Regions from separate parts of the Homo sapiens genome. Here region 1 is linked to region 2. A link is an interaction called in ENCODE POLR2A ChIA-PET data of the cell type or tissue named here. Cell type or tissue: IMR-90. All regions are shown on one strand. Links, peaks and the distances in the headings refer to the core of each region. The heading gives the core; the rest is flanking DNA.

Region 1 (11,040 bases), core at 1,675-9,674, 76 kb after region 2:
GACTCTGCCAGAAATAAAAAATAATATGCTATGGCCAGATGAGGTGGCTCATGCCTGTAATCCCAGCACTTTGGGAGCCTGAAGCAGGAGGGTTGCTTGAGGTCAGGAGTTCAAGACCAGCCTGGGTAACAGAGTGAGACTCCATTTCAAAAAATGCAAAAAGTAAAAAAAAAAAAACCTGCAGTATTGATACATGCAACAGTCTGGATGCTCTCTAATTCCATGTATAGAATATTTGTTTTATTTTTTTTTGAGACGGAGTCTCGCTCTGTCACCAGGCTGGAGTGCAGTACAGTGGCGCGATCTCAGCTCTCTGCAACCTCTGCCTCCCAGGTTCAAGTGATTCTCTTGCCTCAGCCTCCTGAGTAGCTGTGACTACAGGCGTTTGCCACCACGCCCAGCTAATTTTTGTACATTTAGTAGAGACAGGGTTTCACCATCTTGGCCAGGATGGTCTTGATTTCTTGACTTTGTGATCCACCCGCCTCGGCCTCCCAAAGTGCTGGGATTACAGCCGTGAGCCACCGTGCCTGGCCTTTTTTTTAAATAAAAAAAAAAAGAAAGAAGAGACAGAGTCTCAATCTTTCACCCAGGCTGGAGTGCAGGCATGATCTTGGCTCACTGCAACCTCTGTCTCCTGAGTTCAAGAGATTCTCCTGCCTTAGCCTCCTGAGTATCTGGGATTACAGGTGCCTGCCACCATACCCAGCTAATTTTTGTATTTTAAGTAGAGACAGGGTTTTGCCATGTTGGCCAGGCTGGTTTTGAACTCCTGACCGCAAGTGATCCGCCTGCCTCGGCCTCCCAAAGTGCTGGGATTACAGGCGTGAGCCGCCGCCCCCGGCAGCATTCTTGAACCATCAAAATTACAGAACTGGAGAACAGAGTGGTTTCCATGGCTACGGAGGAAGTGGGTGTGGCTATAAATGGGCCACACGAGGGATTCCAGTGCGGATGGAAATATTAATACTTTGTGTTAAGGTCCTGGCTATAGCCTATGTGCCAAAGGACAGGGCCTCCTCGGGCCAGAGAACCGCCAATGCTCAAGGTCTGAGTTCGAGCCCTCCATTCCACACCCACTTGCGACCACCTCCTGTCCCAAATGTGAAGGCTCCAGAGTGAAGAAGCAGGGCTGGGGGCCCCTGGGAAGGGGGCTGGGGCAGAGCACTCACTTTGGTGAAAAGCCTCCACCACTGCCAGTTCCGCAGCTTGAGGTAGGCGGCGCAGTTCCTCTGAATCACCTTCATGGCGGTCAGCTGCTGCTGCCTCTTGGCAAAAGCCCTAGGGAGGGGGGAAGAGAAGGTGCGGGGGTCATGAAGCCACACCCTGCTGTCAACAGAGCCCTGCCCTGCAGCATCCTGAACCTGCACAGGGACATGCCCCAATCTCCCCAACTCAGGTTCTTCCAGAAACCCTGTGTGACACATGTGTTGTCTGGCTGCAAACAACTTAAATCATCTACAGGACAGAGCCTTTTTCAGTGGACAAGGAAGACCCAGGGCTCACAACATGCCCTGGACTTAGCTGAGATCCAAACACCACTCAGAAAACACAACTATGTGCATCATTCCTAAGGGGGCTCCCGTACTCCCCAGCTGCACTAGCTGTTTCTTTTTTCTTTCTTTCTTTTTTTTTTTTTTTTTTTTTTGAGATAGAGTTTCGCTCTTGTTGCCCAGGCTGGAGTGCGGTGGCACGATCTCAGCTCACTGCAAACTCCACCTCCGGGGTTCAAGTGATTCTCCTGCTTCAGCCTCCTGAGTAGCTTGGATTACAGGTGCCCACAACCATGCCTGGCTAATTTTTGTATTTTTAGTAGAGATGGGGTTTCCCATGTTGGCCAGGTGGGTCTCAAACTCCTGACCTCAGGTGATCCACCCACCTTGGCCTCCCAAAGTGCTGGGATTACAGGTAGGAGCCACCATGCCCAGCCTACACCAGCTGTTTCTGACTAACTTATTTATTTATTTGTTTATTTTCAGAGACAGGGTCTGGCTCTGCGGCCCAGGCTGGAGTGCAGTGGTGTGATGATGGCTCACTGCAGCCTCAAATTCCTGGGCTTAAATGATCCTCCTGCCTCAGCCTCCCAAGTAGTTGGGACTACGGGCACATGCTACCATGCCCAGCTAATTTTTAAAGTTTTTTTTTTTTGGTAGAGATAGGGGTCTCGCCATGTTGCCCAGGCTGGTCTCAAACTCCTGGGCTCAAGCAATCCTCCTGCCTCGGCCTCCCAAAGTGCCTGGGATTACAGGTGTCAGCTACCACACCCAGCCCTGTCAAACCTATTCTCTCCTGGGTTGTTTTAGGAATTTCACACTGTGACCCTGAACCAGCACTCTTCCCGTTTAAGGGCTATCGATAGATTGAGAAACGATAGAACAGTGAACGTAATTCTGTCTTCCCTGCTTGGCTGCCATCTTGGACACAGGAAAACTTTAAGAATAAAATTGCCCCAGTTATCCAGGAAGGACAGCAACAGGGAACTTAGTAACGAAACTTGACAAGTTAGGTCTGTTGCGGGAGGGCCAAGAGCTCCCAAAGCTGGCCTTGACCATCTTGGGTCCATGTGTCAATGAATGAACCTGACACATCAGGGTCCTACTGGTGAGGGTGTGGTCTCTGCCCAATGACAACACACACCCCAGACAGAGAGCGACCCCACCTGTCCCTGCAGTCCCTGGGGTATGACTTTCATTAAGGAACCCGAACCCTTCCCCGGCTCCCAGTCTTCACAGAACAGCTGGGACATCACACCCTCCAAAACCCTGCCTTATAAATCCCACTGGGACACGGGGATCTAGACACCGTCAAGTCCTCTTTCCTCAATGGTTTATCCAATTCTAACATGTCTAGGCTGGGCGCAGTGGGTCATGCCTATAATCCCAGCACTTTGGGAGGCCAAGGCAGGTGGATCACTTGAGACCAGGAATTTGAGACCAGCCTGGCCAACATGGTGAAACTTTGTCTCTACTAAAAATACAAAAATTAGGCCAGTGTGGTGGTGGGCGCCTCTAATTCCAGCCACTCGGGAGGCTCAGACACGAGAATTGCTTGAGTCCAAGAGGCAGAGGTTGCAGTGAGTTGAGACTGCGCCACTGCACTCCAGCCTGGGCGACAGAGAGAGAGAGAGAGACTCTGTCTCAAAAAGGAAGAAGAAAGGAAGGAAGGAAGGGAGGGAGGGAAGGAAGGAGTGAGGGAGGGAGGTAAAAACAACAACAATCATTTCTGACCTGAGAACCACGCACTGTTCTAAGCTCTCGTCATGCGTTATCTTAGTGACACCTCATGAACAGCTCTCTGAGGTCAAAATGATTATGCTCAGTTTCCAGCTAAAAAACTGGAAGCTCAGAGAGGTAGAGTAACTTGCCCAAGGTTCATCAGCAAAAACTGGGGCATCCACGATGAGAACCCAGGTCTAAAACTCGTTCCCTTCCTGCACTCGTAACTTGGTACATTTATTTAAAGTAGAAGCATTTCTTCCCCTTCAAGAAAAGGCTGTCATTCAGTCAATGATGCATCTTAAACAGGTGGCCTCTTAGAATCAGGGAATCAGAACAGAAAGGCCCCTGTTTGTGATTCGCGTTTGAGGTATTAGGATGCAGGAAAGCATCTTTACTTTCTGGCCAAGTAGCCACGACACATCGCCTGGAAGGCCATGATGACATCGGTGATCTTCAAATCTCGCTCCTCCTCTAGGTGGGCCAGGACGCCAGTTCGGAAGAAGATTTTGCTCTGCCCTATCCTGTATAAGTTGGGGTCAAGTTCCAGGGCTTTGATCTGCAAAAGGAAGGAAAGGAAGAGCTCCTGATTTCCACTGTGCCATTTGGCCAGTGATGACATGGGTAAGAACGGTCCCACCAAGAGCAGCAGGTGGCTTGCGGCCAGAGGTTGGGAGGTCTCTGGTGGACTTCTGGGCTCACCATGAGAATGCAGGCCTGCTTCCCGTCCATGAAGCCTTTGGGGATGGCATTCGCCGCCAGGATCTCGTAGCTTGAAACACAGAGCAGAAGTCACCCCGGGTACCTCCAGCATCCATTCCTCCACCCAGTCCCGCTCACCCCCTGCCCTACCTGGGCCAGACCTTGGGACTTACCGTTGGCGGAACTCCTGGAAGACGATCCGGTTGGGGAAGCCCTGCCGGCAGATGCGAATGCCTTCCAGCACCCCATTGCACCGCAGCTGCTCCAGCACCAGGAACGCATCCAGCTTGCCGGACTGCAAAGGTCAAAGAGGGCAGTGGATCCCTGGGGCCAGAAACCATGGCGCAGCAAAGCCCCAAACCTCCTACCTGGATGACCCACCTGGCCAGGCCATGAGGGTACCAACAGAAGCACCCAAGGAGGGCTTAGCTGAGGGCCGAGGGGCAAAGCAGTGCCCCCCTCTGGGTTTTCATCTCTTTGCTTCGGCAATGGCTGCCTCATGATCTCTCTGGTTCTTGGTGACACTAGCATCGCCTGGCTGGAACCTGGGGCTTCCTCCTCATCACCTCGTCTCCCTCACTTCCTGTCCATCAGCAGTTTGATTGCTTCTAGCTCCCAAATATCTCCCAACCCCCCCACTTCTCTTCACCACCATTGTCTCCACTATCTTCTCCTGCCTGGACAACCACAGAAACCACCCACCTGGTCTCTCTCTCTGGTCTTGCCTCTCCCCTCAATCCCTTTGTCCTTTTTATTTTTTGAGATAGGGTCCCATTCTGTCAGCCAGGCTGGAGTCCAGTGGTGCGATCATGGCTCACTGCAGCCTCAAACTCCTGGGCTCAAGTGATCCTCCCAAATCAGCCTCCCAAGTATTTGGGACCACAGGTATGTGCTACCATGCCTGGAAAATTTTTAAAAATGTTTTTGTAGATATAGGGTCTTGCTATGTTGCCCAGGCTAGCCTTGAACACCTGGTCTCAAGTGATCCTCCCACCTCAACCTCCCAAAGTGTTGGGATTATAGGCATGAGCTAGCATATGCCCAGCCCCCTCATTCACTTCCTAAAATGTAAATCTGACCATGATATAGCCCTGCTTTAACACCCCCAATGGCATGCCTAGAGAGAGAAGGCCAAGCTCCAGAAAGAACACAAGGAGCACCACGATCTAGCCCCTGCCTACCCATTCAGCCTCAATCCTACCTCACACCATCTGATTCCTACCTCATGCCATCACACATTTGCAACATGAAATGACCTATTTAGCATTTTCTTTCCTTTTTTTTTTTTTTTTTTAAGATGGAGTCTCGCTCTGCTGCCCAGGCTGGAATGCTGTGGTGCAATCTCAGCTCACTGCAACCTCCGCCTCCTGGGTTCAACAGATTTTTGTTTCTCAGCCTCCTGAGTAGCTGGGATTACAGGCGTGAGCAACACGCCTGGACACTATCTAGCATTTTCTTACCTAGTTCCTTCACTTCTCACCTCCACACTCTTGCTTAGCCTGGGCCCTCTGCTTATCCTAGGCCCCCTGCTTATCCTAGGCCCCACCCTGCCTTCCATGTCACCAAGTTGATGGCCACACATTCTTAACGTTCAAGTTCACCAGAAGCTTTCTCTGAGTCCTGAGGCTGTGGGAGGAGCCCTGGCTCTTTGGTGTTCTCCTAACTGACCACATTCCATCACCATCATCAGCTGTATGTTTACCTCTCCCCGTGTCTCCCATAACCTCAGCACTACTGGCATCTTGTAGGGATTCTGTGCTGGGGGTTGAGGGACCATCCTGTGCATTGTACAATGCTTAGGGCATCCCTGGCCCCTACCCACTAGATGCTGACTAACAGCCCCCTCCTGGTTGTGACAACCAAAAATGTCTGTAGCATGTCCATATAGAGGACACAATCGCCCCAAGCTGAAGATGCCTGCACCAGATTATGAGAAACCCACAGGGAAGGGCTACAATTTTTCTAACACTGCTCCCCAGCACCCAGGACAGGGCAGAGCCCAGTGAATACTTCCTGGGATAATGAATGAATGAGTGGCTGGATGACCTGCACAGCAACTCCACAACTGAAAAGTCTCTGGATGCATCCTCCCTTCCTCCTTTTCCTCCAGGGATGGGGAATGGGTCTGAGATTCAGATAGCCTTCCCCACATGGAAAATGGGGTCCTCGGGGTAGGTGGGGGCAGAGGGCGCCCTGGGGACGCTGTGACCGCTTGGGACAGCCCTGGCTTCTGGGAGCCCCAGGGTCTGGGCGGCGGGCCTCACCCTCTTCTCGTGGTTGGGGATGATGCAGCGCACGAAGTTGGGCGTGGTGTTGCGTAGCGTGGTCATCAGCTTGCCCAGCTGCTCCTTGTACAGCTGCCCCACTGTGCGGAACATGCCCTTCTTGGTCTTGGAGGCGCTGGGCAGCGAGCTCTCCGTCATCTTGGCCATCTGGTCCAGGCCCACGATGCGGTCCACTATGGGGCACAGCCAGGGTGGCATCAGCCTCTGGCCCACCCACCCCTAAATAGGCCAGAGGCTCAGCCCCAGCCCCACCCACCAACCTGCCCACTCCAATCTTTCCTTCCATCACCAACGCCTCCTTCGGCAGTCAGGGTTTCCAAGTATTGTCTATTGGGGAAATCCTGAGAGCACCTGAGTGGCAGAAAGAACAAATTCCCTGTGATGGAGTCACGCTGACCTAGGAGTCAAGCCTGCTCTCGCTGTCCACTCACTGACTAGCCTTGGCTTGGCACTATCCTGTGCCTCAGTCTCCCTTTCTACAAAAGGGAGGTAATAATACCGTCTACCTTCTAGGGCAGGGGTAAAAAAAAATAAGGCACAGAAGGCACTTATTCCCTGCCAGCCTCCAATCTTTCATCCACCAACAAATAGTTATTGAGGACCTTCTGTGCTCCAGGCCCTGGGGACACTGCTGTGAACAAAAAAAGACCCGGCCCCCTCACCCCGCTTATATCACAGGGAAGGAGACAGACAGAGATCACAGATGTTAAGTATGGAATATCTTGAGTAGTGAGGTGTGCGTAGAAAAATAAAAATAGGGTAAAGCGGAGAGAGAGTGAAGAGGGTGCTCTCTTAGACAAGGAGGTGGTGGGCTCTGCTAAGTTGATATTTGAGCAGAAACCAGCAAGAAATGAGTGGGTAACCATGTAGGTATCCACGGAAGAAATATTCTGAGGCAGAAGATACAGCACACACTCCGAGATAGCCTGGCACATCAGTAAGTGCTCAACAAAAAGTAGGTATTATTATTATTATTATTATTATTATTATTATTATTATTATCATTATTTTATTTTATTGAGACGGAGTTTCACTCTTGTTGGCCAGGCTGGAGTGCAATGGCGTGATCTCGGCTCACCACAACGTCCGCCTCCCGGGTTCCAGCAATTCTCCCGCCTCAGCCTCCCAGTAGCTGGGATTACAGGCATGCGCCACCACGCCCGGCTCATTTTTTTTATATTTTTAGTAGAGACAGAGTTTCTCCATGTTGGTCAGGCTGGTCTCGAACTCCTGACCTCAGGTGATTCCCCTGCCTTGGCCTCCCAATGTGCTGGGATTACAGGCGTGAGCTACCGCGCCCGGCCATCATCATCATCATCATCATCATCATCATCATCACCTCCAAGGTTCTTTTTCTACCAGCCCAGCAGGTCCTGCACATGCCAAGCCCAACCCACAGGCCATGGATGGCACCATTTCTTCACCTTCTACTCAGATTCTGTGTAACAATCTTTTTTTTTTTTTTTTTTTTTTGAGACAAGCTCTCACTCTGTCGCCCAGCTGGAGAGCAGTGGCACGATCTTGGCTCACTGCAACCTTCACCACCCAGGTTCAGGTGATTCTCCTGCCTTAGCCTCCTGAGTAGCTGGGATTACAGGCACCCACCAGCACACCCGGCTAATTTTGTTTTTATTTTTTATTTTTAGTTTTATTTTTTCAAGACAGAGTCTTGCTCTTTTGCCCAGGCTGGAGTCCAATGGCACAATCTCAGCTCACTGCAACCTGCGCCTCCCAGGTTCAAGCAGTTCTCCTGCCTCAGCCTCCCGAGTAGCTGGGATTACCACCACCACGCCCAGTTAGTTTTTGTATTTTTAGTAGAGATGGGGTTTCGCCACGTTGGCCAGACTGGTCTCGAACTCTTGACCTCAACTGATCCTCCTGCCTCAGCCTCCCAAAGTGCTGAGATTACAGGTGTGAGCCACCATGCGCAGCCTCATGCTTGTCTCTCTGCTTGTCTTTGAGAGTCTCATCTCTCCCACAAGACTGTGGGTCCCGCAGAGGAGGGACTACAGGCTTCATCATGTGTCCTGGGATGACACAGACCCAGGGTGCGATGTTGTTCCCTAGGCCCAGAGCCTGGCATATGGTTAGGGCACAGCTGGCCCCTCCTGGAGCCCTTTTTTTAGCATGCTTAAAACAAGGGGAGACCAGTCCTGTAAGCCCCAGGCCCATGGGCCCTGTGCCAAGAATAAAACCTGCTGTGGACACTGATGGCCAGGGACAAACAGCAAACCCCCTCCCCTCATCATCACTCCAGCAGCTCTTCACAGGGATCATCTATTCACTGGTTCTCAAAGGGAGCCGGAGTGTGGTCCCTAGACCAGCAGCATCACCTGGGATGAATGTTTTCAGGCCCGCCCCATCCCTGGCCCCAGACCTGCAGAATTAGATCTTAGGGTAGGCCCAGCCATCTGGGTTTTAAAAAGCCCTCCAAAGAGGGCCAGGTGCAGTGGCTCACACCTGTAATCCCAGCACTTTTTGAGGCTGAGGTGGGCGGATCACCTGAGGTCAGGAGTTTGAGACCAGCCTGGCCAACATGGGGGAACCCCGTCTCTACTAAAAATACAAAAATTAGCCAGGTATGGTGGTGTGTGCCTGTAATGCTAGCTACTTGGGAGGCTGAGGCAGGAAAATCACTGGAACCCAGAAGGTGGAGGCTGCAGTGAGCCAAGATTGCACCACCGCCCTCCAGCCTGGGTGACAAAGCAAGACTCTGTCCCTAAATAAATAAACAAAGCCTTCCAGGGGGTCATGATGCCTGCTTGAGTTTGAGCATCACTGGTCTAATTTAACCCTCATAATACCTCTAGTAGAGACGGCAACTATTATTGCATCTCCTGTTTTACTAATGAGGACAATGAAGCTTAATGACATCAAGTGACTCATCCAAGACCACAGAGCTAGGAGGTGGCAGAGACAAGATACAGTGAAGTCCTTCTGACTCTGGACAGGGCAGTCTAACTCCCCGTGCCTGGCATGCTGTTTCTCCTCTATTGCCTGAGCCCTGACCTCAGGACCTCAATCCCCTCGGGACATGTAGGATTGAGGGGCTCAGGGACCCCCACTCAGGAAGAAATTGTTTCAACGAGACATCACCAGCCCATGCCAATGCTCTTCCTTCCCCTGCCCCCATGTAAAGGCCTCCCCTCCTGGGGCAGGTGTGAGAGTCGGGGGACTTGGGTGTTCAATTCTCCAGCTCAAAGCAGAACATGGACCCGAGCAGAGAAGGCCTTACCGTCCTTCCACAGGTCGGCCACAAACTTGTCGGAGGAGGCATTGAGCAGGGAAGTCACGTTGTCATTCAGCGGGTCCATATTCTTGGTCAGCCAGGCACTCGCATTATAGTCCACCTGCCAAGGACACCCTGCTGGTCAGAACCCCTGGGAAACTAGAAACTTAGAAACCAAGGCCAGGACCCCAGCCCTCCCATTGTCCTTCCAGATCTTCTGAGGTCAGAGAGGAAATGACGTTTATGACCACCATGATGGGACTCCACAAACACCAGTGAAGAGACCAACAGCCCAGGGACCTGTGCCCACGTAGTAGGACATCAGCCAGTGATAGCCATTGCTGGGAAAGCCTAGTTTCCATTCCATATTCTCCTACTAACGCTGCTGTGGTAGCCTCCCTCCTCCTAAGCCAGCACAGTACCTGTGAGTTATACACTATTAAGAGATTTCATGACGGCAGATGCCCTCCTGCCGACATGCAAAACTCCCCCCTCATCATCTTCCCAATCATCCTGGTTTAGAAATTAAGCATGGCAGCCAAGCGTGGTGGTTCACACTGGTAATCCCAGCACTGTGGAAGGCCAAGGTGGGTGGATCATTTGAGGTCAGGCGTTCAAGACCAACCTGACCAACATGGTGAAACCCCATGTCTACTAAAAATACAAAAAAAAAAAAAAAATTAGCCAGGCATGGTGGTGCACACCTGTAATGCCAGCTACTCGGGAGGCTGAGGCAGGAGAATCGCTTCAGCCTGGGAGGCGGAGATTGCAGTGAGCTGAGATTGCGCCACTGAACTCCAGCCTGGGTGACAGAGTGAGACTCTGTCTCAAAATAATTAAATAAATAAATTAATTAAGCATGGCATCCTATTTTCCACTCTCTAATGAGCATAATTTGTAACTCAGAGATCCTGATATATGGATATACAGAAAAAGGACATATAGGCTTTTTACATTCCTGACTCAAACAATGACAATGCCCAAAGCCGTAATTTTTACTATGGTGAATATTAAATGAAAGGAACTGATAATACAGCTTTGCTGGGTTATCATGGGATGTGGGTTATCAGGATAATAGGTAGGCTTGATCTGAGAGAAGACTGAAAATAATAATAAAAAAAATCCACTGATGAAGTAGGGAAAAGAAAAGTGTTGTCTCTATATGCTTAAAGGAACATATACCCCCTTGAATATAGGCTAGGAGTTGGGAAACTTTTGGTGAAGGCCCAGATAGTAGATATTTTTGGCTTGGCAAGTCATACAATGTTTTGTTTGTTTGTTTGTTTTGGTTTTTGAGACAGAGTGGTTCTCTGTTGCCCAGTCTGGAGTGCAGTGGTGCAGTCTCAGCTCACTGCAACCTCCAACTTCCTGGGTCAAGCAGTTCTCTTGCCTCAGCCTCCTGAGTAGCTGAGGTTACAGTTGTGTGCCTGTAATCTCACAGCTGGCTAATTTTTAAATTTTTTTTATTTTTTATTTTTAGCAGAGACGGGCTTTCGCCATGTTGGCCAGGCTGGTCTCAAACTGCTGACCTCAAGTAATCCACCTGCCTTGGTGCTGGGGTTACAGGCGTGAGCCACCACACCCAGCCAAGTCATACAGTCTTTGTCGC
Region 2 (11,040 bases), core at 1,277-9,276:
ATGATGAAACCCTGTCTCTACTAAAATTACAAATATTAGCTGGGCGTGGTGGTACACGCCTATAGTCCCAGCTTACTTGGGAGGCTGAGGCAGGAGAATCACTTGATGGTTGGAGGCTGTAGTGAGCTGAGATTGTGCCACTGCACTCCAGCCTGGCAACAGAGCGAGACTCCGTCTCAAAAAAAACCAAAGTCCTTCCACCTGAACCTCGGGAGTAGCTGAGACTACAGGCATGCGGCACCATGCCTGGTTAGTTTTTGTATTTTTTATAGAGACAGGGTTTCGCTGTGTTGCCCAGGCTGGTCTTGAACTCCTGGACGCGAGCAGTCCTCCTGCCTTGGCCTCCCAAATTGCTGGGATTATAGGCATGAGCCACCACCTGGCCAGGGAGACATTTTTAGGGTATGGAGGTGTTGCTAGAGTAATATCATCAGGTCCAATATTGTAGCCCTTAGCTACATTTGGCTGTTGAAATTTAATGAATTAAAATAAAAACTTAATTCCTCAGTCACAGTAGCCACATTTCAAGTGCTTAGGAGCCACGTGTGGCCAGTGAGTTTCCTTAGTGGACAGAGGGGCTGCAGACCATTTCCTTCATTACCAAAAGGTGTGTTGCACTCTGCCAGTTCAGAGCAGGTTTCTCGACCTGGCTGCTGTTGACATTGGAGCCCGGATCATCCTCCGTTGGGAGGGACTGAGGTTTGCTTTGTGGGTTTTTTGTTTGTTTGTTTTGTATTTTTGAGATGGAGTCTTGCTCTGTTGCCCAGGCTGGAGTGCAGTAGCGCGATCTCGGCTCACTGCAAGCTCCGCCTCCCAGGTTCACACCATTCTCCTGCCTCAGCCTCCCGAGTAGCTAGGACTACAGGCGCCTGCCACCACGCCTGGCTAAATTTTTTGTATTTTTAGTAGAAACGGGGTTTCACCGTGTTAGCTAGGATGGTCTTGATCTCCTGACCTCAGGATCCGCCTGCCTCAGCCTCCCAAAGTGCTGGGAATACAGGCGTGAGCCACTGTGCCCAGCCTGTTTTTTTTTTGAGATGGAGTCTTGCTCTGTTGCCCAGGCTGGAGTGCAGTGGCACAATCTCACCTCACTGCAACCTCCGCCTCCCAGGTTCAAGTGATTGTCCCGCCTCAGCCTCTTGAGTAGCTGGGATTACAGGCACCCTCCACCACGCCTGGCTAATTTTTTTTTTTTTTTTTTTTGAGACGCAGTCTCACTCTGTTGCCAGGCTGGAGTGCAGTGGCGTAATCCCGGCTCACTGCAACCTCCACCTCCTGGGTTCAAGTGATTCTCCTGCCTCAGCCTCCTGAGTAGCTGAGATTACAGGCACACACCGCCATGCCTGGCTAATTTTTGTATTTTTAGTAGAGATGGGGTTTCACCATGTTTTCCAGGATGGTCTTGATCTCTTGACAGTGTGATCTACCCGCCTTAGCCTCCCAAAGTGCTGGGATTACAGGTGTGAGCCACCACGCCCGGCTAATTTTTGTATTTTTAGCAAGGACGAGGTTTCACCATGTTGGCCAGGCTGGTCTCGAACTCCTGAGCTCAGGTGATCCGCCCGCCTCAGCCTCCCAAAGTGCTGGGATTACAAGCATGAGTCACCCCGCCTGACCACACTGTGGGATGTTTGGCAGCATCCCTGGCCTCCACCCTCTAGATGCCAGTAGCATTCCCCGCACCTCCAAGGTGGTGAAAACCAAAAGCACCTCTAGACATAGCCAGGTATCTGGAGACCCAGTGCTCTGCAAGGTAAAAACCATCCCTTCTGTACATGCTGTAGGGCTCAGCAAGGGATCACTAAGTCAACACCGTGCCCCAGAGACTGGCTCTCAGCCTTAGCTGCCAGCCAGCATCACTAGGCCAGCTTCATAAACATCCGACAGGCCTGAACCCTCTCTCCCCATCCCCATCTCCCCGCCTTGCTCTGAGATTCCATTTCTCAGTAAGTCTGGGTGGGGCCCTGGCATGTCTGTGTGGTTTTCTTTTTCTCATTAAACTCCCAATGTACATTTTGATGAGCTGCTTCATGGAAGAGTCAAAACTGTGTGTGCCCAGGGCTAGGTATGATGGACGGTGAAAGGGGAAGTGCTGGTTGCCTTCTTTGGGAAGACAAACCTAATGCCATGAAGCAGTTGGGGACGTGAAGCTCAGTCACAGAACTCTGATGTGGGGGCCTTTCAAGAGAAAAAGGACTGGCTGGGTGCGGTGGCTCATGCCTGTTATCCCAGCACTTCAGGAGGCCGAGGTGGGCAGATCACCTGAGGTTGGGAGTTTGAGACCAGCCTCACCAACATGACAAAACCCTGTCTCTACTAAAACTACAAAATTAGCTGGGTGTTGTTGTATGTGCCTGTAATCCCAGCTACTTGGGAGGCTGAGGCAGGAGAATCACTTGAACCCGGGAGGCGGAGGTTGCAGTGAGCCGAGATTGCACCATTGCACTCTAGCTTGGGCAACAAGAGCGAAACTCTGTCTCAAAAAAAAAAAAAAAGAAAGAAAAAGAAAGGACTGCATGGGTTGAGGGAGGCTGTGTGGAGGGTGTTTGTAGGTGTATGTGTTGCTGACACTTGGTGCTTGGGGAGATGGGGCTGAAGGAGAGTTGATCTGTACCCATCACAGACGTGGACAAGAATGGGTGTCGGGTGGACCTTGGCAAGCCCAGCTTTACTAATGTATAGGAAAGGGTGTGGGACCAACAAATGGATTGGGGGTTTGGGGCAGGGCGGAGGAGAGGTCCCAGACACGTTGAAGGTGGTCATTGAAGCTGAAGCTTTCTGTTGGAGACCACAGAGTGCAGCTGGCCGTCTGCAGATCCATCTGCCCCATAGGTGTTGTTTGATCGCCTTCAGGGGTTTTTGTTCAGCATTTCCCCATGAACGTTTTCCAGCATATAAGGCTGAAAGAATTTCCAGTGAATACCTGTGTATCCACCACCACCTAGGCTCTACCAATAATATTTCCCCTACTTACTTGCCTTTTATTATATATATTCCCCCATCCATCAAAATTTGTAAAGCTTCCTGTAAAAAGATGGATTTCTGGCCAGGCATGGTGGTTCATACTTGTAATCCCAGCCCTTTGAGAGGCTGAGGAGGGAGAATTGCTTGAGACCAGGAGTTCAAGGCCAGCCTGGGCAACATAGCGAGACTCTGTCTCTACAAAAAAATAAAAATAAAAAATTCATTGGACATGGTAGTGCACACCTGTAGTCTAAGCTACTCAAGAGGCTGAGGCAGGAGCATTGCTTGAGCCCAGGAGGTTGAGGCTGCAGTGAGCTATGATTGTACCATTGCACTCCATCCTGGGTGACAGAGCAAAAGTTAAAAAATAAAAAACCTGAGTAGTGGTTGTTTAGAACACACATTGTTGAGTTTCCCCCAATCCCCATATCCGTGACACGGAGACCTTAGTGTCATCTGCCTCTCCCTGTACTTGGCCCACTTCACCCATTTGTTAACAGCTGAACACCTGCTACACACAATGAGCAATGATTATCGTTCTTTTTGTTGTTGTTGTTTTTGCTGTTGGAGACAGAGTCTCCCCCTGTCACCCAGGCTGGAGTGCAGTGGTGTGATCTCAGCTCACTGCAACCTCTGACTTCCAGGCTTAAGTGATCCTCCCACCTCAGCCTCCCAAGTAGCTGAGATTACAGGCACCTGCCACACCACGCCTGGCTAATTTTTGTTATTTTTTGTAGAGACGGGTTCATGTGCCCATGCTAGTCTGGGACTCCTGAGCTCAAGTGATCCGCCTGCCTCGGCCTCTCAAAGTGCTGGGATTACAGGTGTGAGCCACTGCGCCTGGCTGATTATAGTTCCTAAATTGAAGGGGACTCTGGGTTGAAAAGCTGGGTAGGAGGAAGATTAGTGGTATGAACTGCAGTTTGGAGAGGATAACAGGCCCTCCATGGATCCTGAGTAAAATATCAAGAGAATTACTCAGTAATTCTCTGCTTCAAGACTGAGCTCTTGGGCCTGGCGTGGTGGCTGATGCCTGTAATGCCAGCACTTTGGGAGACCGAGGCGGGCGGATCATGAGGTCAAGAGATTGAGACTGTCCTCGCTAACATGGTGAAACCCCGTCTCTACTAAAAATAAAAAAATTAGCTGGGCATGGTGGCGCACACCTGTAGTCCCAGCTACTCGGGGGCTGAGGCAGGAGAATTGCTTGAACCTAGGAGGTGGAGGTTGCAGTGAGCTGAGATTGCGCCACTGTACTGCAGCCACATGTCAGATGCAGGAGACTCAGAGCACACAGCACAGTGAAGAAACAGGGTACCTTGGAATAACGAGGACCCTGCCACCAGCAAGTATTTGTCAGTCACCTAAGAGAAATATATTCAGCTGGGCCGGACTTCTTAACAACTGGCTTATTCATCACGGGTTGAATGAAAAAGCCTTTAAGGGACCAAACAGAGCATCTATTGATGCCCCCATCAGCTGACAGCTTATTCGAATTAGCCCCAAATGGCAGCACAACATTTCAGCAACAGGTTTTCATGTCCACAGGTTCCGAGGAGATCTCTCAATCGCCAGTGCAGTCGGTGGAGCCCACTCGCTGCGTCCTCCTGGAGCCTGCGTTTGAATTTAGGTTAATGACTTAAGATCCTGTTTTATTTGGAGATGTTCCCAAATAAAGGGTGTGAGGCGATGAGAGCCACGCCTGGGAACAGGGCCTGGTCTGCCTCTACTTGCTGGGTGCAGATACTTCTCTGCTTACAGCCAGGAAATGGGGAGGGTGCTGCGGGCGGCAGCAGGGATGTGGTCCGCCCTCCTCATCCTTCCAACGCTGTAAATCATCTGTTTGTTCTTTCTTTGGAGTCTTCTTGCACAATGGCTCTCGCCACGCCTCTCTGGCCTAGGCACCATTACATCACCCTGGGTGCATCCGGACTTTCTAGCAACGGCTTTGTTTACTTGATTGAGTAAAGAGAAGTTGGCCTTTTTTAACTTTTAAATTAGACCTTGCGCCTTTCTTGTGGGAAGTGTTTTCTCTTATGTTTGTAGAATCTAGGATGGGTGTTTTGTGTTTTCGGTTTTGATTTTTTTTTGAGATGGGGTCTCTGTCACCCAAGCTGGAGTGCAGGGGCACAATCTTGGCTCACTGCAACCTCCGCCTCCCGGGCTCAAGCGATTCCCCTGCCTCCCGGGTAGCTGGGACCATAGGCACTTGCCACCACACCCAGCTATTTTTTGTATTTTTGGTAGAGACGGGGGTTTCACCGTGTTGGCCAGGCTGTTCTCAAACTCCTGACCTCAAGTGATCTGCCCGCCTTGGCCTCCCAAGTAGCTGGAACTACAGCCGTGCACCACTATGCCGGGCTAATTTTTGTATTTTGGTTTCGCCATGTTGCCCCAGGCTGGTGATTTTTTTTTTTTTTTTAAGCGTTGGCCTGGGCTAGAGTGCAGTGGCATGATCATAGTTTACTGGAGCCTCAACCTCCTGGCCTCAAGCAGTCCTCCCACCTCAGCCTCCCCCATAGCTAGGACTGCAGGTGCATGCCACCACGCCTGGCTGTTCTTAAATTTTCTGTAGAGATGGAGTCTTCCTATGTTGCCTAGGCTAATATGCCTCTGCCACCTGAGGTGCTGGGATTGCGGCATGAGGCACCGCACCTGGCTCTGGGTGTTTGGTGAAGGAAAGTAATTTGGAAGCAGAGCAGGAATAGAATCGAGAGAGCACGGGAACGGGCAGGTGATCTGGATTGAGATGGTTTAGGGCTGGTTAGCATAATTGCTTAAGGACACCTGCTCAGGAGGCTGGGGTTTGGTCTTGGCCCAGTCATTTGCTACTGGTTGATTCTGGGCTAGTTAAGTAATTGAGTCTCAGTGTTCATGTCTCTGAAGTGGAATTAAACGAGACAACATAGGAAGTGTACTTAGCCTGGAGGCCAGCACAGAATAAGTATGTAATGGATGTTATTGCTGCAGCTGGCAACAGGGAATCATTGAGAAGTGCGCTGGACTGTTTCTTTGGTAATTAACAAGATCTCCCTCTCTGTCTCTCTCCTCTCCTTTTCTCTCCCTTTCCCTTCCTCCATCTTCTCCCTCCCTTCTGTCTTAGTTTTTGTTTGTTTGTTTTGAGATGGAGTCTTGTTCGTCGCCCAGACTAGAGAACAGTGGCACAATCTCTGCTCACTGCAACCTCCGCCTCCTGGGTTCAAGCGATTCTCCTGCCTCAGCCTCCCGAGTGGCTGGGATTATAGACAACGCACCACCACACTCGGCTAATTTTTTTTTGCATTTTTGGTAGAGACGGGGTTTCACCATGTTGTCCAGGCTGGTCTTGAACTCCTGACCTCAGGTGATCCACCTGCCTCAGCCTCCCAAATTGCTGGGATTACAGGTGTGGGTCACTGCTCCCGGCCTGTCTTTGTTTTTAAACCCAGAGATTGGAATGTTCTTTCTGTCTCCATGCTACAACGGAGAGTCCTGGATCAAAAATTCAGAATAATTGACTGTTGTGTAAACCAAGTACATGCTGCTCTCCCATTGTTGTGGGCACAAACAACAGAAGTCATTGAGATTCCTTTTTTTTTGCTTTTTGAGATAGCTGGGTCTCACTCTGTTGCCCAGGTTGGAGTGCAGTGATGCAATCACGGCTCACTGCAGCTTCAACCTCCCAGGCTCAAATGGTGTTCCCATCTCAGCCTCCTAACTGGGACTACAGGCGACGCCACCATGCCCTGCTAATTTTTATTTTTTGTAGAGACTGAGTCTGGCTCTGTGGGCCACGCTGGTGACTCTTTGTAATACGGTGATAATGTGTGAAAGCAGGCTTGCGTTGCCCCTGTGGATGAGGCTTGGAGAGGTCCATGTGGCTTTCTTTGGTTGTGGACACCTTGGGCAGAATGATTTGTCTGAAGATTGCTGGGGGCTTCAGACAATGATTTGTCTGAAGATTGTGGGAACCAGGTTTGGGAGTGGGCAGGATTCAAGGTGCTCAAGGGGCAGGAGGTGGGAGGCACTTAGGACATAATTGAAACAGTTATTCAGTGTGCCTGCCTGCCCGCCCCCTCCCAGTCCCCCACCACTGCCAGAGAGTTTTGCTCTTGTTGCCCAGGCTGGAGTGCAATGGCACGATCTGGGCTCACTGCAACCTCCGCCTCCCGGGTTCAAGAGATTGGCCTGCCTCAGCTTCCCAAGTAGCTGGGATTATAGACGCCCGCCACCAGGCCCAGCTAATTTTTTGTATTTTTAGTAGATACGGGGTTTCGCCATGTTGCCAGGCTGGTGATTTTGGGTTTTTTTTTTTTTTTGCTTGTTTTTTTTAAGTGTCGTGGTCTCACTCTGTGGCCTGGGCGGGAGTGCAGCGGCGTGATCATAGCTCACTGCAGCCTCAACCTCCTGGTCTCAGGCAGTCTTCTTGCCTCACCCTCCCAAGTAGCTAGGACTACAGGTGCATGCCACCACGCCTGGCTGTTTTCACATTTTTTGTAGAGGCAGAGTCTTGCCCAGGCTGGTCGAGAACTCCTGGGCTCAAGCAATCCTGCCTCTGCCACCTGAAAGTGCTGGGATTACAGGCATGAGGCACCACACCTGGCTCTGGGTGTTTGGTGAAGGAAAGTAATTTGGAAGCAGAGCCGGAACAGAATCAAGAGAGCTCGGGAGTGGGCAGGTGATCTGGATTGAAATGGTTTGGGGCTGGTTAGCATAATTGCTTAAGGACACCTGCTCAGGAGGCTGGGGTTTGATCTTGGCTCAGTCATTTGCTACCAGTTGATTCTGGGCTAGTCAGGTCACTGAGCTTCAGTGTTCATGTCTCCAAAGTGGGATTAATGAGACAACATAGGTGGTGTACTTAGCCTGGAGGTGGCACAGAATAAGTATGTAATGGATGTTATTGCTGCAGCTGGCAACAGGGAATCATTGAGAAGTCAGCTGGACTGTTCCTTTGGTAATTAACATAGATCTCTCTCCCTTTCCTTCCCTCTCCCTCCCTTCCTCTCTCCTCTGTCTCCCTTCCTCTCTCCTCTCTCTCCCTCCCCCATTTTATCCCCTCCTTTTCTCCCTCCTTCTTTTTCTTTCTTTCTTTGTTTTTCTGGTTTTTTTTTTTTTTTTTGAGACAGAGTCTCGCTGTTATTGCCCAGGCTGGAGTGCAGTGGTGCAACCTCCGCCTCCCGTGTTCAAGCGATTCTCCCGCGTCAGCCTTCTGAGTAGCTGGGATTATAGGCATGCACCACCACGCCTGGCTAATTTTTTTGTATTTTTAGTAGAGTCCAGATTTCACCATGTTTTCGAGGCAGGTCTCAAACTTCTGACCTCAGGTGATCCGCCCACCTCAGCCCTCCAAAGTGCTGGGATTACAGGTGTGAGCCACTGCGCCTGGCCTGTCTTTATGTTTTTAAATAACCTAGAGATCAAACTGTTCCTTTTTTCTCCATGTCACAACGGGGAGTCCTGGATCAAAAATTCAGAATGGCGGACTGTTTTAAAACCAAGTTCATGCTGCCCTCCCATTGTTGTGGGCACAAACAACGGACGTCATTATGATTTCTTTCCTTTTGAGGCAGCAGGGAGTTGCCCAGGCCGGAGTGCAGTGGTGCCTTCACAGCCCACTGCAGCTTCGACCTCTCAGGCTCGAATGGTCCTCCCACCTCAGCCTCGCGAGTAGCTAGGACTACAGGCAAGAGCCACCATGCCCTGCTAGTTTTTATTTTTTGTAGAGGCCAGGTCTCACTCTGTGAGCCGGGCTGGTGACTCTCTTTGTAATACACTGATGATATGTGTGAAGGAGGCCCATGTTGCCGTGTGGATGAGGCTTGGAGAGGTTTACGTGGCTTGCTTTGGCTGTGGACACCTTGGGTAGAATGATTTGTCTGAAGAATGATGGAGGCTATAGGAATCTCAACCCTGTTGAGAGTAGGCAAGATTCAAGGTGCTCAGGGGGCAGAGGCACTCAGGACATAATTAAAACAGTTGGTCCGTTGTGCCTGCTTTGAATGACACCTGCCTGTTCCCACCACGTTACATCACTTGCCTAAGAGTCAGCTCTGGAGAGAAGGTTCTGTTGACTGAGCCTGGCTTGTCTCCCGATTGTGGTGGGAGGGTGGGACAGAAAGCCTGGAGCCCCACCCAGGGAGTGTGGTGGGAGGAGTAGTTTCATAAAGAGAGAGGGTCAGGCCAGGTGCAGTGGCTCACACCTGTAATCCCAGCACTTTGGGAGGCCGAGGCGTGCAGATCACTTGAGGTGTCAGGAGTTCAAGACCAGCCTGGCCAACGTGGTAAAACCCGGTCTCTACTAAAAATACAAAAATTAGCCACTATTGTTGGTGGGTGGCTGTATTCCCAGCCACTTGGGAGGCTGAGGCAGGAGCATTGCTTGAACCTGGGAGGCAGAGGTTGCAGTGAGCCAGGATCTTGCCGCTGCACTCAAGCCTGGGCAACAGAGTGAGACTCGGCCTCAAAAGAAAAAAAAAAAAACACGGAGTCTTGCTGTGTTGCCCAGGCTGGAGTGGAGTGTTACAGTCATAGCTCACTGCAGCCTCTAACTCCTGGGCTCAGGCAGTCCTCCCAGTTTAGCCTCCCGAGTAGCTGTGACTCCAGGTGGATGTGTGCTACTGTGTCTAGCCTTCTCAGAAGTCTTAAGTCATTCACTCAGTGTCTGTGTTGTCCTTCAGGAGAAGTTTGAAGTGCAGCACTCTGAAGGCTACCGGCAGATCTCAGCCTTGGAGGATGACCTCGCGCAGACCAAAGCCATTAAAGACCAATTGCAGAAATACATCAGAGAGCTGGAGCAAGCAAATGACGACCTGGAAAGAGCCAAGCGGTATGGGTGGAAGGGAAAAGCACGAGTGGGAGACTCTCCTCTCTGCTTTTTGTCCCCAGCAGCTGGGTACTGGGCCCTGTGCTGAGTATAGGGAACTAAGCAGTGAGCAGAACAAAGCCAGTGCCCTTCTGGATTTTAGTGCCCGGGGGGAAATGGACAATAGTCGAAGAAGTGCAATTTCATTACAGCAGCAAGGCTGGCAGCCCAGGGTGCTGTGGGGGTGTGTAATAGGATGTATTAATTTGGCTGTTGGCCTGGGAGCGTCAGGCGAGCCTTACCAGGGGAAATGCTATTTAGGCTAAGACCAGAGGAATGAGTAGCCATGATGCCAGGAGGGGTGTGAGACAAGAACATTCCAGACAGAACACCAAGCCTGTGCTAAGCCCCTAAGGTGGGAAGGAAGCTTTTTCAAAGAACAGTTTTTTGTTTTTTTTTGGAGACGGAGAGTCTCTGTCGCCAGGTTGGTGTACAGTGGCGTGATTTCGGCTCACTACAATCCCTGCCTCCTGGATTCAAGCAATTCTCATGCCTCAGGCTCCTGAGTAGCTGGAATTACAGGCACGTGCCACCACACCATTCTAATTTTTGTATCTTTAGTAGGGATGGGCTCTTGCCATGTTGGCCAGGCTGGTCTCAAACTCCTTAGCCTCCAAAGTGCTGTGATTACAGGTGTGAGCCACTGCGCCCAGCCCAGTGATTCCTAAACTGATGTTCTGTGGTTTAGCAGAATGATAATGACTAACATTTACAGAAGAATTACTCTCAGCCAAGCAGTTTTTTTGGATAAGAACACTTGTTTTTAAAAAATTTATATATGAATTATATACAGTGAAATGCGCAGATGTGGCCAGGCACGGTGGCTCACGCCTGTAATCCCAGCACTTTTGGAGGCCGAGGTGGGCGGATCACGAGGTCAGGAGATCGAGACCATCCTGGCTAACATGGTGAAAACCCGTCTCTACTAAAAATACAAAAAATTAGCCGGGCGTGGTGGCGGGTGCCTGTAGTCCCAGCTAGTCGGGAGGCTGAGGCAGGAGAATGATGTGAACTGGGAAGGGCGGAGCGTGTAGTGAGCCGAGATTGCGCCACTGCACTCCAGCCTGGGTGACAGAGCTAGACTCTGTCTCAAAAACAAAACAAAACAAAAAACAACAAAAAAACAAAAAAAGCACAGATGTTTTTTCTTTTATTTATTTTTGGAAACAGGGTCTTGCTCTGTTACCCAGGCTGGAGGGCAGTGGTGCCACCATAGTGCATTGCAGCCTGAA

What was found. ChIA-PET counts read pairs that join two places held together with the same protein. Peaks named below come from ENCODE experiments on the same cell type or tissue, not always from the same donor. Only the 100,000 strongest peaks of a DNase experiment are listed, where the experiment ranks them.
Region 1: POLR2A ChIA-PET joins it to region 2 with 12 read pairs; 4 of 35 experiments call an interaction of 5 or more read pairs at or near these places.

The regions. Positions count from the first base shown.
Region 1 is chr16:15,743,957-15,754,996 of GRCh38, forward strand. MYH11 (myosin heavy chain 11) reads right to left here. Exons shown (of 41, transcript NM_002474.3): 15 at 9,438-9,552; 16 at 6,182-6,375; 17 at 4,091-4,212; 18 at 3,918-3,987; 19 at 3,614-3,774; 20 at 1,173-1,281. Among named protein-coding and RNA genes, the nearest start is that of NDE1, 99 kb to the left of the region's middle. In IMR-90, for the core only: no CTCF peak of the experiment used is centred there; no DNase peak of the experiment used is centred there.
Region 2 is chr16:15,668,178-15,679,217 of GRCh38, forward strand. NDE1 (nudE neurodevelopment protein 1) reads left to right here. Exons shown (of 9, transcript NM_017668.3): 4 at 9,624-9,772. Among named protein-coding and RNA genes, the nearest start is that of NDE1, 23 kb to the left of the region's middle. RefSeq lists an enhancer at 4,617-5,358. In IMR-90, for the core only: no CTCF peak of the experiment used is centred there; a DNase peak (open chromatin) is centred at 4,784; H3K27ac peaks cover 1,167 bases.